Linked DNA regions of Homo sapiens: region 2 is linked to region 1. A link is a loop called in an ENCODE intact Hi-C map of the cell type or tissue named here. Cell type or tissue: GM12878. All regions are shown on one strand. Each heading gives the region's core, and the rest is flanking DNA. Links, peaks and the distances in the headings are about the cores only. Region 1 overlaps SEMA3D (semaphorin 3D). Region 2 has its middle 170 kb from the start of GRM3.

Region 1 (2,934 bases), core at 137-2,636:
TATTAGTATGAGACTAATAATGTTGAGGTATTTTTAAATATTTTTATTGATCAACCCTATCCAATTGATTTTGTGTTAGTATAGTGACAATCATTTCTACTAACATGTTTGCAGGCTTTATCTAGAAATCCGTGGTAGCTAAGGACATCAGCTATTTCCAAATAACTAGCTACTTATGTATTCTCTTTGAAATCACTGTGACCAAATTTGAAAATGTCTGAAATCATGCATAGATAGGTAGCCTTTTACTTCATTGCTTCTTCAGTCATTTTTACAACATCTTGTTTCTTATTAGCACTCAATGCTATTAGTGTGCTTTTCTACATTATGTTTTATATTTAGAATACTGATGTTGAATTTAGGAGCATCATATATGTGATGTGAAAATCTGTTATACAAATACACTTTACCATTAATAACACTACACATTAAATCATTGAAATTATATTTCACAGCGTATCAGATAAACTATGCCTGTAAAATTTGAGAATGTAAGAACTGGAGTGAATGATAAAGACCACGTAATTCACCCTCATTTTACAGGGAAGGGAATGAATACCCAGAATAATTAAATAACTTTCCCAATATCATATTGCCAAAAACAGTGGAATGAAGAGGGATGTTGAATTTTCTGATCAGTCTTCTCTCTCTATTCGTTAATATTCTGTAATATGCACTTATTTCCTAATATTTATCTGATTGATATACTGCCGAATGTCCCACCTAAAATTAGCTGCATTGAATTTTACATTATTTCCTGGCATTCTTTCTTATTTGTTTTCTAAAAGCAGCCCAATTTCAGTAATTTTTGTTTATATAAAGTTATGATTCTATCTCTCTAAATATCCAGAATATTTTGATCAAACTCATTACTGAACACTTCTTATGATCCAGACACTCTGATAAGCCCGTATACGTTATCTCACTACATTCTTAAAATAAACACACAGAGTAGGTATTATTATCCCAATTTTATAGATAAGAAACAAGCCCAGCGAAGGTAAACATATGTTCATGCTCTCACAGTTTATGAATTGTTATGACTGGAATGAAACTTACTCTACTTAACTCCAAATCAAAAGCCATTAACCTACCTTTTGTTCTACCTTCAAAGGGATAACAAATGAGCAACCAAACAGAACTTTATGCTATTTTTCCAGAGATTTGTCTATTCTCTGCACAAGTAATAATGAATTTTGAAACTTTACTACACTTACCATTTCTCTTACTGCAATTCAGAGGAACACATCTTACTTTAATAAAAGTATTGCTGAATACTTTGCTTTCTATGAAATTGTTAGAACCTTTACTAAAAGCCATATTACACTTAAGTTAAAGCTTTAACGTAGGTTATTTTTTAAAAAATTGTTTTTACATTTTCTGCATCTGTATTGCTATTAAGATTGAATTCTAAGTTGTTCTCCCAGTGGTGAGACTTCTGTTGACATTATCACTCAGTTAAATAAACACTACAACTTTCAGTGTGTCAAGCTTACTTTAAGTTTTTGGTTTTGACAGAATGCTGTACTTCTTTGACAAAAAGTCAAACCTAAACTCCTAGCTTAACCATGACATCACTGCTCTGCAATGTTAATAAGCCTAGAAAAGCAAGAATGCAAAAGGATATATTATAGAATTCCTTCACTTCAAATGATTCTTCTGCCCTCTGGTGTCCAAATAGAATATTTGAACAAGCCATATTTTGTTCAGGTGGATTTTTTCAATCATTATTGCCCTGCCAGGTTTTGGTAATAAGAAGTTCCAAGTGAAATAAAATATTAAAAAGTCCATAATACAGTGAATCAATCATACAGGTCAGATATAGAAACCAAATTGAATCCAGCCCAAAATAACAGACTGCTAGAAAACCCAGAATCTAAGAAAGATTTGTAAAGGCAGAAAATTTCCAACTTGATAGTTGGTTTTTTATAACTGATGTACTCTGCAGTTTTATTCTGTGTAGCCAAGGGATTTTTAAGATTTATGCATAAGTGTAAAGTATTAGTAAATATTTCCTCAAAAGTGAGTTTCAGTTTTAAACCATTCCCTTATCAAAAAGGTGAGGAGAAAATACTTGTTTTTGAAGTTCAAATATAAAATGCATGTTTTACTTTGCTTGAATCATTTTGCCACCATTTTTAAATAACTACTAAATGTCTGATTTTGTAAAAATAATGATTCCTTTTTAAATTCCATTTGCTCCCAAATTGTTACCGCGTTAAATGTTAGTTGTTTTAGTTTTACTTTTACAGATGAAAGCTTACACGTGGATTTCCCAACTAAGTCTCCATTTTTTGGTGGGAAATAAAAGGAGGTAGTTATAGGTACTTTTTAAATATTTCATAAATTCATTTTACTATGTGGACACTGATGAACATAAATGCATGATAATTTTTATTAATAGCTCAAACACCAGAAAAGCCTGTTCTTTTTACTTTTTTTTATCTAGGTAGTTTCAAAAAAAAAAAATAGGTGGTGAAAAATGGTGATTCTAAGGATTCCTGAAAATTTTTTGGTTCAAAAATTTGAAACAAAGCCATATTTAAGGAACATCATAACATGGTAAGAAGCATCCTGGGTAGAGTACCTAGAGACTGGACTTCTCACGCCAGCATTGCCTCTTCCACTGTCCAACACTAGAGACATTAAATAAATGCTCATTTTCAGCTCAAAATCTTTTTTTTTATTCAGGGGTGGAGGTTGTGGTTAGTTTTCTTTTGTTTAATCTTTTTTTGATACCAACTTTAAATACAGTTTTATTTAAGACATTGCATTTTCCACTTACAATACAATGTTTATAAAGTGCAATGTTATTTCCTTTCCTTGTGCTCATGTTCCATATTCAAGTATTGAGAATGCCCAGTAATTTAGTATAGCAGCTCGACCGTAAAACTGCCATAGAATTTGATACAAATTTGGGTTCTTCGGTGTTTT
Region 2 (2,934 bases), core at 265-2,764, 1.4 Mb before region 1:
ACATGATAAAACAGCTCCCTGATGTAATGAAAGAAAGCAACAAATAAAGCTACTTCTTATCTAGGAAAATATTGGCTTACTTGATTTCCATTAAATTTCCATTAAATTTAAGACAACTTGACATTTTTATTTAATGTATATTCCCTTCCAAAGAATGATAACATTGTTTTGAGTTTTATACGTCCTTAAAAGCAAGTGGAAGCTGATACGCTAAGATTTCACATATATATTATAATATACATGATACCTTATAAATGTGATTCTGTTATTTATCTCTTTTTAAACTTATTAAGCAAAAGCATCACAGAAAGTATTTGGTTCATTCTAAATTTATCACAGTTATCTGAAAAATAGTCATCTAAGGCATGAGAAATGAGGCAGGTGAACTCTCACATAAGAACATTTTGATGACAGATTGTATTGAGCCACTCGCTAAAGAGTACCATACTTAATCATGTATCTTGGCCTTCTAAACGTTTGCTGTTTATTTCTCCATATCAAATGTTCCATCTGCATGCAAAGATGATATTATTTCATAACCAGTAGTTTTGCAAACTCCACATGGCAACCTCTAGCATCAAATTTTATCTTCTATAGTTTATCTATGGACAATAAAATTCTAAACCAGGATTGTGTTGTAAGCTCAGCAAATATTGAAAAAAGAATCTAAGCTGGCTTTTACGTAATTCTTTTAGTTATGTAATACAGAAATGGGTGAATGTTTATTTTGGTCAATACAGTAAGCAGGTGTGGCTTGAAGATAGGCCAGGATGAGCTAAATTAAGTCAAAGTGGAATTTTTACATAATTGCTTTTCTGACCACCATGAAAATTTATATTGCATATTATGAGATTAAAGGTCTTGCACAAAGTGAAGATTTAGAATCTTATTTTCTAAGTAAAGTGTACACATTTTTTAGTTTTGTTCTTTATTTCACCACTCTGGCAGGATGAATCTTGAAATATTGTTTATAATTTGTTTAGATTTTCTTTTACAATCAACCTTAAAGATTTTTTTACAGCACTCCTCAAGATTCTACTCCTTGTACTACCAAGGATCTAAATTTCCCATATATTTAACATGAATGCATGTAAATCATATGAAAACATTGGGAACTCTGGTTTAGAAAGCCTAAGAAGGCCACATCTGGCAAATAGTATGTTTTTAAATAAGTGTTTGCTTCATTTTTCTATAAGAATAATTGTGCTAAATTCAGAATTAAACTCCTCTTCCAAAGGATCACATACATCACATATTTATATCATACATATCATACATCACATATTTATGGGCCAAAGACACAGTGTTAAGTGCTGGGGCTATCCAAAGATGTAAAGGCAAAACTCTTGCCCAGGAATTTTTCTTCTACAAGGTAAGCAGGGATTCACAAGGACAATCAGCTGGGAGAAATACCATGGGGCAAATAGACCAGGATTCAGTGCAGGCTTCATGGGGACACAATTCCCAAATTAAAGGATATAAGAATCTTCAGTCTAGCCAAGATAAATAAGAGAATTATGCACCCAGAGAAGAGACCATAAGAGAATACGGTGCATTTGAATAACCGCAAGTTGGACGGTGGACAGAGACCAGAATGTGAAGGCCTCACCTGTTTCGTATGTTAAAATAAGAGCGTTTATATTTATTTCAGTTAAAACCTGGATTATTTCTCTATTTACATGGTGGAAAGCGACTTGCCAAGCTTTTGCTGGCTGTTCCCAACTTCACCATTTTCTTTGTAGATGCAGAGTCTACCAAGTGTAAATGCTGCCAAGTCACGTGTGAGAAGGCAACCACTAGGTGGCAGAACTGTACCATATTCTGTGGTCGGGACCAAAAAGCTGATCTCTTGATACCATCATCCTCTTACTCAGAGCAGGTTGGCTTCAGAATGGTGGTAGAAATCTAGGATTGTTCCGAAGCTTTGTTGAAGAATAACCAGCAAATTAAAGGGAGGTCTTATGACTGCAGACCACCTGAACTCCAGCTCTGCAGTGTTTCACTCATCCCATGGACTTTTGTTATTGGATGAATGCAGCATGGAGATATATCTTAAATTATTTCTTTGATTGAAAACGTAATCAAGGCTCATATATGAACAAACATGCACCATATTTCAATATAATTACCTCATAACTAAGCGCAGTGCAAAAAAAACCAAAATGTCAATCTTTTTTTTTTTTTTTTTTTTTTGGAAAATTGTCCTCCTGTCAACGTAGAATAAATCCATTACCATATGGCCCACCAATGCAGCAGAAAACATGGGGTCTAATGGTGTTCTGTTGGCAAACTCTTGTAATTGATTTATTTTTCTAAGCTACCAACTGGCTTGTTACTGTGTGTGTTTTAGTTATACTCTCAGTAGACACATTTGACTGCTTTTTGTTGTTGTTTCTATTTTTAAAAGCCTGCAATCAAAGTTCCAGAATTCTACAGTATTTCCAGATCTGCAATTTAGAATGGAAAAGTGTTGTGAACAGGTTGATAACACTAAATACATCAAAGTTTCTCTTCAATATAATGTAAATGTATGTTTAAATTTATGCAGCCTCTATGTTTAGTCACAAAAGATCTGCATATTTTGATACTCTTTTAGATAATAGTACATTGATTAAATTAATTCATTATATCTGTTAATCAAATTATTAATTTGATTAATTGGGTCTAAGCATGTTCCCTTGGTGATATAATCATTATCTTAGCCTGGTTTTATATTAACTTCTCAATGTGAAGTAATTAATACCCTGAAGAGATAATATCCTCTTGCCCTAGGTAATATTCAAAATTGTTTTAGATCTAAAATATAGAAAATGTAGGACTCTTTTACAGGCATTTCCAGCATAGGAAGAGGATTAAGGGAATGACATTTTATTTTGTATGTCTGTATTGGATAAAGGTAAGAGACATTCAAGTATTTCTAAGTAAGGAATAAAC

What was found. Hi-C counts contacts between places; a loop is a spot of excess contacts. Peaks named below come from ENCODE experiments on the same cell type or tissue, not always from the same donor. Only the 100,000 strongest peaks of a DNase experiment are listed, where the experiment ranks them.
Region 2: a loop joins it to region 1, with 21 times the contacts of the local background. A loop is called at or near these places in 13 of 110 quality-filtered maps.

The regions. Positions count from the first base shown.
Region 1 is chr7:85,029,735-85,032,668 of GRCh38, reverse strand. All of the region lies in intron 12 of SEMA3D (semaphorin 3D), which reads left to right. It also overlaps the pseudogene HSPA8P16. Among named protein-coding and RNA genes, the nearest start is that of SEMA3D, 160 kb to the left of the region's middle. In GM12878, for the core only: a CTCF peak has its summit at 1,666 (motif pointing left); no DNase peak of the experiment used is centred there.
Region 2 is chr7:86,468,743-86,471,676 of GRCh38, reverse strand. No RefSeq gene overlaps it. Among named protein-coding and RNA genes, the nearest start is that of GRM3, 170 kb to the left of the region's middle. In GM12878, for the core only: a CTCF peak has its summit at 1,800 (motif pointing right); a DNase peak (open chromatin) is centred at 1,826.